Linked DNA regions of Homo sapiens: region 2 is linked to region 1. The links are chromatin contacts, found by Hi-C or POLR2A ChIA-PET in ENCODE. All regions are on one chromosome and are shown on one strand. The core of a region is the stretch at or near the end of the contact, and the rest is flanking DNA. Distances in the headings are between cores, read along the strand shown. Region 1 overlaps USP24 (ubiquitin specific peptidase 24). Region 2 has its middle 32 kb from the start of MIR4422.

The links. A loop is a pair of places that touch in the nucleus more often than their neighbours do. ChIA-PET counts read pairs that join two places held with the same protein, here RNA polymerase II (POLR2A). Pooled maps may share reads with other maps.
Region 2: a loop to region 1 is called in a pooled map, with 6 times the contacts of the local background. The contact joins two enhancer-like sites. A Hi-C loop is called at or near these places in 1 of 168 maps with a recorded cell type or tissue (heart right ventricle), 8 of 37 single-sample maps with no recorded cell type and 7 of 50 pooled maps. POLR2A ChIA-PET finds 5 or more read pairs at or near these places in 4 of 52 experiments (CD4-positive, alpha-beta T cell, HepG2, OCI-LY7 and 1 more).

The regions. Positions count from the first base shown.
Region 1 is chr1:55,138,458-55,143,933 of GRCh38, reverse strand. It overlaps USP24 (ubiquitin specific peptidase 24), which reads left to right. Exons shown (of 68, transcript NM_015306.3): 22 at 815-955; 23 at 1,139-1,192; 24 at 2,203-2,318; 25 at 4,924-4,990; 26 at 5,216-5,326. Among named protein-coding and RNA genes, the nearest start is that of USP24, 74 kb to the left of the region's middle. Within about 2 kb of position 3,198, at least 4 of the 41 ENCODE cell types and tissues checked have a DNase peak (open chromatin) inside an H3K27ac peak, as active enhancers do.
Region 2 is chr1:55,254,814-55,260,289 of GRCh38, reverse strand. No RefSeq gene overlaps it. Among named protein-coding and RNA genes, the nearest start is that of MIR4422, 32 kb to the right of the region's middle. Within about 2 kb of position 2,114, at least 4 of the 41 ENCODE cell types and tissues checked have a DNase peak (open chromatin) inside an H3K27ac peak, as active enhancers do.

The DNA.
Region 1 (5,476 bases), core at 1,949-4,448:
TGCCTCACCAGCTACCTGCGAGGACACTGCTCTCTCTCACATCTCTCTGTTTCTGGCTGATCTAGGGACAGCCAGTGGCCTCCTGTGGCCACATGAATGCAGAGCAGGGATAGTTCACCTAAGCTTCGAACTCCTCAGATCCAGCAATTCACATGTACCTAAAAAAGCAAGAACAGTCTTCGTCCTGGGATCACAGTGGCAGGGATTTGGGGAGAAAAATTGAGGAATAGACAGTGAGGCAGGAAAACTAGGATGTACAGCTTATGTTTATATTTACACATGCTCCTTTAAAAAAAAAAAAGGCTTATTAACTCTTTTTCCAAGTCCTTTTTATTCAGGACATGGCTTCCTGGGTGGTTAGAATTTTTACAAGATTTTACAAGCCCTGGGTCCTACTGTTTACTACTGAGCTTTAGAAAGACCAGATTGAGCCCCAAGAATTAGTGACCACTTCTGGCTTGACTGTTTCCTTTTGAAGAAAAGCTCCTGAAGATGGTGCCCATCTCACTCCTGCTCTATTTCTGCTTCAGTAGCCTGTTGGGCTGTGTGTCCAGTTTGGGTCTAGGGATGTCTGAAGAGATATCTCTGTACCTATCCTGGTTCCCGTGGAATTTGCCCAGTGCTTCTGTGGTTGGTTGCTTTTTAAAGTTCCATATCAGTATAATATTATTTTCATATAGCTGAGGTTTTGCAGCCTTAATTCATATTGAACTGAAGAGGTGTGGACTCATGATGTAACAAAATAATTATCTGTGATTTTGTAACTTTGTGATCTTGATATGCTTTATAATTTAATTTTTTTTCTTTTGAACAGTATGTAGAAAAGCTGGAATTGATAGGAATGGATTTCATTTGGAAAATAGCCATGGAATCACCTGATGAAGAAATTGCTAATGAAGCTATTCAGCTAATCATAAACTATAGTTACATTAATCTAAATCCTAGATTAAAGAAGGTAGGTATCTAAGGAAAGAAGTTATCCATATACAAAAAAGCAGAAAATTATATGTATATTTTAGTGATAAGCTGTGATCCTTGGCATGACCAAAAATTGGCTTCTTTATTTTGATATTTTGTCCTGAATAATGATTACAACTAAATGTCAAGGACTAATTGTAATTTCCATATACTCTTTCAGGATTCAGTATCTTTACATAAGAAATTCATTGCTGATTGCTACACAAGATTAGAAGTGAGTAGCAAATTTTATTTAACATCTCTTTGAGGTAAATGCTTTTTTTCTTTCATAATTTTATATTTTTAGATAATTTATAATGTTGATGTTTGTGGCTGGATCCTATTGAAGAATTTATCAACAGTACCATATTGTGGCATAGGGAACAGATGTTTGCCCAGTATATAAGTGTACTCTATAGGAAATCTTTCTCCCTCTCACCACCTGTCTTCCCCACTCCATCCACCTTCCTCCCCTTTTGGAGTATAGGAACTATCTTCAGAAAATAGGTCACCTATACATTCCATATTTGTAATAGAATCTTTTTCTTTTTTTTCTTTTCCTGTTCAGGTATTTTATATAAGCACTGCTTCTTTTTTTGTTTTTCTTCATGTTTCACCTAGTTATACCATAAATGTTATTAAAGGCCACAGCAAGACAGTTAGTAGTAGGTGGTATTGGTTGTCTTTGTCCATTAGAAGCCTGCTGTGTAATGCTAGCTCACATGTATCTCTTTTATTTCCAGCATGACGGTTAAAGCCTTAAACATTCATATTCAGTTGATATGCTTAAGTTTTACATCTAAGCAAAAATGTTCCAAAAGCATAAAATGCTACTGCCTCCCAATTCCAATAAGTTAAGCTTTCTGGTGATAAATATGTGCTAGAATATGTACGGTATTTCCCTAATTGTGACTTCTATCCAAATATGTCATTATAAAAAAAATTCAAGTATTCGAATACCCCTTATGAGGTCCCATGTAAGTGTTAACATATATAGGGCACTAGTTCTCAGCTGGGGCTTATTTTGCCTCTGGGGGTCATTTGGTAATATCTGGAGGCATTTTTGGTTGTCCAACTAGAAGCATCCTACTGGTCCCTAAGTAGGTAGAGGCCAGGGATCCTGTTAAACATCCTACAGTGAATGCCCAGGACAGCCCTCTGCAACAGCAAATTATCCTGTCCAGAATGTCACTAGAGTCCAGGTTGAGAAACCCTGATAGAGAATGACTGTTTGGTATTTTTTAGGCAGCCAGTTCAGCACTTGGTGGCCCCACTCTAACACATGCTGTGACCAGAGCAACAAAAATGCTTACAGCAACTGCCATGCCAACTGTAGCAACCTCAGTTCAGTCTCCTTATAGGTAAGTGATCAGAAGTGAAAAATACACAACACACATATGTCAGTTTTTTAAAATGATTGGTGTTTTTTATGTAGGTTTCTCAGTTATTGATTTCCTCATTTTATATCATAATTTTTGCAAGCTGTCATAATCCTGAGAATTACATGTTCCCCATCATACATCCCTGAATCTGTGCCTCTTTGGAAGTTCTGTGTGTAGGTCATCACCAGGACCACCCGAGTACTTCCCTGTCCCTATCCTTCTACCTGGTGGACAGGTCTTCTTGTTTTAGTTTTTATTTGATTCATTTTACTTTTATTCTATGTAGTATGAATAACTTACTGTTTAGAATGCAATACACATACATTGTATGAAAACTACTTTTTTTCAAGTTAAAAATATTTACTTAGATATAGCTTTTCTCCTTGAATAGTCAAACTCAGGGCATTAATAGGGTAAGCAGAATGAAGTAGAAGATGATTAATTAAAAGTATGCATTATGCTTGCATATGATTAGTGACTATAATCATAGTCACTAAAATATTATTCAAATAATAAAAGTATTTTTCAAAATAATTTTTAGTGAGAACTTTATCCCCAAATGTTTGTGTGAAAACTTTAAACTGACATTGTCTCAATCACATTGCTGTTTTTTGAGTTTTCAGATATTGATGAAATCTTGAGTTTAGTGTCTGCTGTAGTTCTCTGATAACAGATTTCACTAAACTCAGATTTCATGAATAGGAGATATAGGAGAAACCATGCATAATTTGGAACATTAGATGGAAGTAACTAAAATACTTTTGTGGGTTTTTTATGAGCCTCTGCTGGTAAGCAACACCACGTCATTATTTCCCAGAAAACTGGCGAGTGCTCTGAGAAGGACTTGCTCTCCCTACCTCACTCTGCTGCTGCCCTCTAGTGATGGGTACTCATAGAGTCTTTCTCTACTCTAGAATGGCTATTCTTATTCACAACGGGATATTCCTTTGCTTGTTAAAGCCTTCCTTTAAAAAGGGGAATCAAAGCAATGAGTCCTTTCTTCCATTCTTCTTTTTTAAAATGAGTTGAGTATTGTGTCACTGTACTTTGTTAATATGAAGGAAGCCAATAAACTCAGCTTTCTCAGACTTCTTTTTTAAATGGCAGAAGTAATGATAGATTCAACTCATGATAAGAACACTAACATGACTTTCACATTCCCACATTCTTGGAAGTATTTCTCAAATAGACTTTCATTTAAAATGTGTATTAAGAATTCCCAATTATGTGTTTGTAATATGTAGCCATCTCTATGACTCAGTTCCTTAATGGTTCATTTATCTGATAAATTCGAATGTAAGTATATTTATGTGCTATTGGGTTAGGATGTCCAAACTCCTACTTCTTTAAATGAGTATGCTTTTTGTTTTTTTCTCTTTACTAAGTGCTTTTTATTCGGAATCATTTCATATTTGGTGGACTACAGAGAAAACCACATAATAATTTTAAAATATTATAAACTCTAAATAGGGTTAATAAGAATATATAGCTTCAAAGTCGAATTTGAACCAGAACATTGTAGTTTATCTCATTTCACTAGTTTGGAAAGAACTTTTCAGTATCCATAATTGTTCCAACTTGGGGTGGGGGGGGTTTCTGTCATCTGTACAGTATTTCATAATACTGTCTGTGATTTAATTCATTATTGAGGCATAATTAAAAAATAGTTCACTCACTTATTATGGACTTAGATATTTTCTAAAAATTTTTCGTCTGAATTTCAAGTTCTAGTTCTTGCCCATAGACTGGAATAATTTAGAACTCTGTTAAGTATATTTAATAGAACTGCTAAAATGTGTTTAACCAGCTGTTTTTAGAGTGAAATTTTTGGTACTGCTAATCAGCATACCAGACCAATTGTTAAAAAATGGTAGTACCTCTTTTCAGTTTTAGAAATATACCTCTTTGAAATATCTAGACTCTCTGGAATAGAAAATGTTTAAATTAAGGGGACTTGGATTTTCATTTCTTAATGTTAATACATGTAATGTTCTTTTTAGTAAAGTATGGGGCTATGACTATATAAGCTGATGAATATTGCAGTCTGATTATTTCAAATGATAAGTAAGATTCCATAAGTCTTCAACCAAAAGAGACCTCAGATCTCATTTTTAGATAGCAACTTTTGTTTGTGTCGTACTTACTGATTTGCATTTGTCTTCTAATTCTCAGGCAGTTCAGAACTTTGTCAGATTTCATGTGTTCACAGAATTGTATATCATATTTTAGTTATAAGATAAAGTCAGACTCACTCATTTCATTCTTGATAAATTAATGGACAGATAGGCCTAGAAACCCAGGTCCTCCATTTATGGAATAACTGTTTAAAGAAATGAAAAGAAGAAAGAAAAGGAAAGGAAACATGGGGAGGTATAGGCTTCTCCCTTATTCCATCTGTATGCTACAGCTGTGAGCTTGTAGAACCACCTCCCCATTGGGTAAAAGGGAAGTTTAATCTTTGCAAATTTCAGTCTTTGACCAGTGAGTGCTAACTGTTATTGTGGTTTTGGTGAAACAGACTAGAACTGAGCTCAGATCATCACACTTCAAATACATTTTAATACTTTTTTTTTTTAATCTATAGATCTACTAAACTTGTAATAATTGAGAGATTGCTGCTTCTGGCAGAGCGCTATGTGATCACTATAGAGGTAAGCCACTTCCTTTTTTTAAGATGTATGTTGCTTAGGCTGGACTCAAGCGATCTTCCCACCTCAGCCTTTCTAGCAGCTGGGAGTTTAGCACACACCACCACACCCAGTTAGCCTCTCTTTTCTTAAAAAAGCATCTTCATTCATCATATATACATAGATATGTATTTTTGATGTGTTTATCAGTGGTGCTGTCCATCTGACTTGACTTATTCGTTTTTTAAGGATTTTTACTCTGTTCCACGAACTATTCTACCTCATGGTGCCTCATTTCATGGACATCTTTTAACCCTTAATGTTACCTATGAGTCTACCAAAGATACCTTCACTGTCGAGGTAGGTTTACATTAAGAACTACAGCCATTTTCATGTTGTCTTATTATTTTCATAAAGCAGTCTTGATTGAGTTAGCTGCATGAATAATCATTCTAAAGGTAGTTTGGTAAACAAATGTAGAATAAAGACCTGAAATGAAACTGTGGGGTA
Region 2 (5,476 bases), core at 865-3,364, 120 kb before region 1:
CACAGAAACTGGGCTCAGCAAAAAGAAAGCTAAAGAACTTAAAACCTTTGTTTGTATCTTCTAATGCTGTGAAGGGGATTCACGCAATAAGAATATGTCTTTTAAAATTTCCCTTTTTCCCTCTTCCACTTCCCCAAGATGCCACAGCTGCATCAGAACCAACGTCTTCAATGCTCCCCCTCATCTCTGCTCTCACTTTCTTGTCCTTCTGACACTGCATAGGCAGAAAAGAACAAAACTGGCACAGCTGGAGCCTCTGCAGGAGATAGAAAGAGGAGAGTGGCTTTCTTTCCCTCGGAGTGAGAGCAGGGGACAAATGGAGCTCACTCATCCCTCTCTGGGTGCATCCTAATTTATATAACTATTTACCTCCTACTTAGATGTGTCTAACATTTTGCTATCGTAAAATATGTTTCAAAGAACATCTTTGGCCAGAGATGTTTGCCCCAGCACCTCCACTGACTAACTGTTTGACTTTTGACCTTAAACAAGTTTCTTATCATCTCTGTGTCTCAGTTTCCTCAACTGCAAAATGGAGATAAGAATTCCCACCTTATAGAGTTGCTCTGAGTATCAAATGAGACCAAAAAATGCAGAGTACTTAGAACAGAACCAGGCTTATAATAAGCAGTCAGTAATCTTGGCTATTTTTGTTAGATGGTGGTTGTGCTTGTTGGTTTATTATTATCAAGCCTGTATCACCTGCCTTGTCCTTCTATCTGACCATGATGCTATTGTCATGACTTGGATATCCCACAGACATCTCAAACACATTTTATTTAAGACGATTATCACCAAACACCACCTCCCCTCCTACCCTATCATTCCACTAACTTTTTTCTTCTATATTCTTCCTTTTGATGAATGGCTTTGCTAACCCCCTACTCTCTCAAGTCATAAGCCTAAGTAAAGATCAACCATTCTGGTTTGCTCAGGACAGAGGGGTCTCACAGGATGTATGACTTTCAGTTTTACAACTGGTAAATTTCTAAGCCAATAAGGATAAGGGCCACCCTAATTCTTAATCCTTCCCCAGCTTCCCACATCCTTTGGCCACTAACTTCCATAAGCTCAACCTTCTGAATCCATCCCTCCATTCCACTGCCACCAACAAACCTTATCCTTGAGCCTCTTGTTTCCTGCCTGTGGTTTCCTTGCATCCACTTTTGCCTCCCTGTCATGTGCCCGGCATACAGTGACCTCCCCAGAAGACACACTAAGATCCTTCAATGGCTCCCCATAGTCTCACTCTTAGTCCTAGATCCTTGCCACTACCGGCGTTCTCTTTTGTCAAAACTCCACAGATAGGCCACTGTTTATTTATAACCATTTTTATATTTTTAATAGTTTTTTTTGTTTGTTTTTTGTTTGTTTGTGTTTTTTTGAGGCAGGGTCTCACTCACTCTGTTGCCCTGGCTGGAGTGCAGTGATGCATTCTCGGCCCTCTGAAATCTCCCAGGTTCAAGCAATTCTCCTGCCTCAGCCTCCTGAGTAGGTGGGATTACAGGGGTACGCCACCACACCCGACTAATTTTGTGTTTTTATTAGAGACGGGGTTTCACCATGTTGGCCAGGCATGAGCCACCATGCCCAGCCAATAATTATAAATTATTTATAAGCACTCTTTTGCATAAAACATAGTCACATGTTTTGGTCTAGCCTAATAACACCTGTTATGTGAATGGAAAATCACTTTAAACAGACTTCCCCTTAGGATGAGTAAACTCTCTTAGTTGGCAAAATACATTAAGTGGTTGGGTTGGAATGTCTCTCCTATGTGAGGCAGGGGAGGCACTTGTGTTGGGGCCAGAGGGAGGAAAGAGAAAGAGACCAGAAAAATGGAGGAAATGGAACTGGGAGAAGGCAGAAAGCTCTGTGGCTGGGACCCCCAACCTGCAACATCTGCCCCAGCCATCTTCAGCAGCAAACTAAGCTCACAAAAGAATTGGTGCATGTGGGTTTTGTAGAACTTGGTGGAAGGGCAGAACTTTGCCTCAGAATTGACTTGGGGCAGGGAGCACAAAGCAGTGAGGTGGAGGAAGAGATCAGAGCAAGAGAGAAATTGCAAAGAGGACTTGTGACGTCACAGGCTGTGGTGTTTGGGTTCAGGTCGAGGTTAACCAGACTTCCCAGGGAGGGGGAGCCCCAGCTGGCATCTAGGTTGCATAGATGCTTTCTGAAACACATTTTCACCCCTACAAGTCCTGGTGTGGGTTCAGGTGTTGCGATCTAACCAAAGCACCAAGAGTACAGGAGGACAATGATTTGTCTTCAGGAGAAGCCAGACTTCAACAAATTGACCCTCTCTCTCTGATTCTGGCAAAAGCTTGTCATGGCTTCAGCTTTCACTTCTGTTCTCTGCCCAGGCCTCCTGCTCCTCTTGTCCTTATCAAAACATATCTATCTTGTGTATTCATCCTCAGATTTTATCACCAAGGATCCCTGTCATTTATCCTTCCCTCTCTTCTTCCTCTCTCCTATAATTTTCAAAGATTTTATTGATCAAAGTGCATTGGCTCATGGTTGATTTATTTCTCCATATTTTAGCAATCAGAAGCTTGTACAATTGTCAATACTTCTGATTTGCTTGAGATAAAATTCATGCTGAACTGATATAATTCCAGGTCAAAACAATGCAGCTTTGTGGCTTAATAGTAGCTAATGTTTATGGAAACCTTATCATGTGCTAGGTAGCAATCCATTGAGGTAGGCATTATTATTATCCCCATTTTACAAACAAGGCCACAGAAGGGCTTAGCTTCCCTTCTGTGCAACTAGGTAACAAGCTAGAATTAAAACCCAGGTAGCTGGGCATGGTGGCTCACACCTGTAATCTCAGTACTTTGGGAGGCTGAGGTGGGCAGATCACCTGAGGTCTGAAATTCGAGACCAGCCTGGCCAACATGGTGAAACCCCATATCTACTAAAAATACAAAACTTAGTCGGGCATGGTGGTGGGGGGCCCGTATCCCAGCTACTCAGGAGGCTGAGGTAGGAGAATCACTTCAACCCTGGAGGCAGAGGTTGCATTGAGCTGAGATCATGCTATTGCACTCCAGCCTGGGCAAAAGAGAAAGACTCTGTTTCAAAAAAAAAAAAAAAAAACCCAGGTAACCTGGTAACAGAGCCCAAGACCTTCTATCCTTTTGTTATATCAAACTATTGCCAAGGTGCTTAAATATGCAGTTAAAGTATATAATGTCCATCATGTTTTATGAAATATACTGAAAATTTAGAGCCCCTCTATCGCTATCCTAGTACACCCCTAAGAGCTCTCATCTTCTAAGTAAAGGAACACTATAATAAATAAACCTGGCCGGTCAGGTGCGGTGGCTCATGCTTGTAATCCCAGCACTTTGGGAGGCCAATGCTCCCAAGTGAGCTCAAGAGTGCAAGACCAGCCTGGCCAGCATGGTGAAACCCTGCCTCTACTAAAAATACAAAAAATTAGGCCAGCATGGTGGCTCATGCCTGTAGCCCCAGCTAACTGCGAGGCTGAGGCAAGAGAATCGCTTGAACCTGGGAGGCAGAGGTTGCAGTGAGCCAGGATCACACCACCGCACACCAACCTGGGTGACAGAGCAACACTTCATCTCAAATAAATAAGTAAATAAATAAATCCCTCTTTAAGATAGTAATTACTTTTTGTTTTAGTGTTTTAAAGAAGCTGGTTTTACCACTTTATTCTAGAGTTTAAAAAAAAATCTCCTTTTTTTAAACTTGATTCGGTATACTTCTTTTCTTTTTCTTTTTTTATTGACTACAATATTTAAACTGCTCTGCCCAAAAATACAACAGCAAGGAAGGAAGCTTCATCTACTAATCATTTGCATACCTCTATAAATACTTCTGATTCTTACTAGCATACAGACATCAATTTCACCTAACTTTTGAGAAGTGTATACATATTCTTTTTGGTGCTATTTTGGATCCCATCCTTTTTATTAAGTGTAGCTTCAGATGTTCTCTACCGATGTAATTCATGCATTTGTCTTTTGATGCTTGCCATCTTGTGTTAATGTGTGGGAGCTTGCCATTCCACCTTCCAATTTGAGGTCATAGGGCTGGGTGATGAACATTACAGAGCTATAAATATTTCTGGTTTTTGTTTTGTTTTGACAAATGACCTTCTTTTCTTTTCAAATTATTTGCTTAGGATATTTTCCCAAAAGTGGGACTGCCAGGCCTGACAACAGAAGGGCTTAATGAAGCAAACACAGACATTGGAGTGAGGCCTGACTTCACCACTTACTGTCGGGTGGCTTTAAACATTTGCTTAATCTCTTCGTAAACCTCATAAAGCAAATGATAATAGTATCATTCCCATAAGGTAGTTACAAGGATTAACAATAAAATAAAAGACATGAAACCATAATAGGCCGTCACTAAATGGAGGCAGCTGTTGTTACTATTACTAATTTAAGGCCTTTTATTTTTTCTGTAAGTTGCCATCTTACTTTCCAGAAAGCTTGCACAATAAAAAGATGCTGCTCAGCTTACATCCAGATAAACCCATCCTAAGTTGAAAATATCCTAAACTGAAATGGATTTAATACACCCCACATACCAAACATCATAGCTTAGCCTGGCCTACCTTAAACATGCTCAGAACACTTACATTACCCTATAGTTAGGCAAACTCATCAAACACGAAGCCTATTTTATAATAAATGTTAAATACTGTTTGCAGGTGGGTATTTTATAGACATGATAAGATGTGAAAACACAATATTCAAAAAACGTTGGCAACACCATATGCAGTAAAGTATTGTTTTACCCCTGTGATTCCATGGCTGACTGGGAGCTGTGGCTCACTTCTGCTGCCCGGCATTGCAAGAGAGTACCCTACCTCGTATCACTAGCCCAGGAAAAGATCAAAATCCAATATCTGAAGTATGGTTTCTACCAGACGCATGTGGCTTTCACACCATCATAAAGTCAAAAAATCGTAACTTGAACCATTGTAAGTTGAGGCCCATCTGTGTAGCTTAATTATTAATTAAGACTTAATGCCTAGGCACTGTGGCTCATGCCTGTAACCCCAGCACTTTGGGAGGCTAAGGCGGGCGGATCACCTGAGGTTGAGAGTTCGAGACCAGCCTGGCCAACATGGCGAAACCCCATCTTTACTAAAAATACAAAAATTAGCCGGGCATGGTGGCAGGCATCTGTAATCCCAGCTACTCAGGAGGATAAGGCAGGAGAATCACTCGAACCCAGGAAGCGGAGATTGCAGTGAACCGAGATCATGCCACTGCACTCCAGCCTGGGCAACAGAGCAAGACTCCGTCTCAAAAAAAAAAAACACTTAATAATTCAGACTGATCATAGTTTAATGTGTTTCCCATCTATGGCATTTTCTTTTAGTAGGGCTTCCAAGAGATGGCATACCTTAGTGCAAATATTAATAGTAGAATCATCTCCCAACAATAACATATTAGAGGGAGGCTAATAATGTTATTGGAACATCCCTACC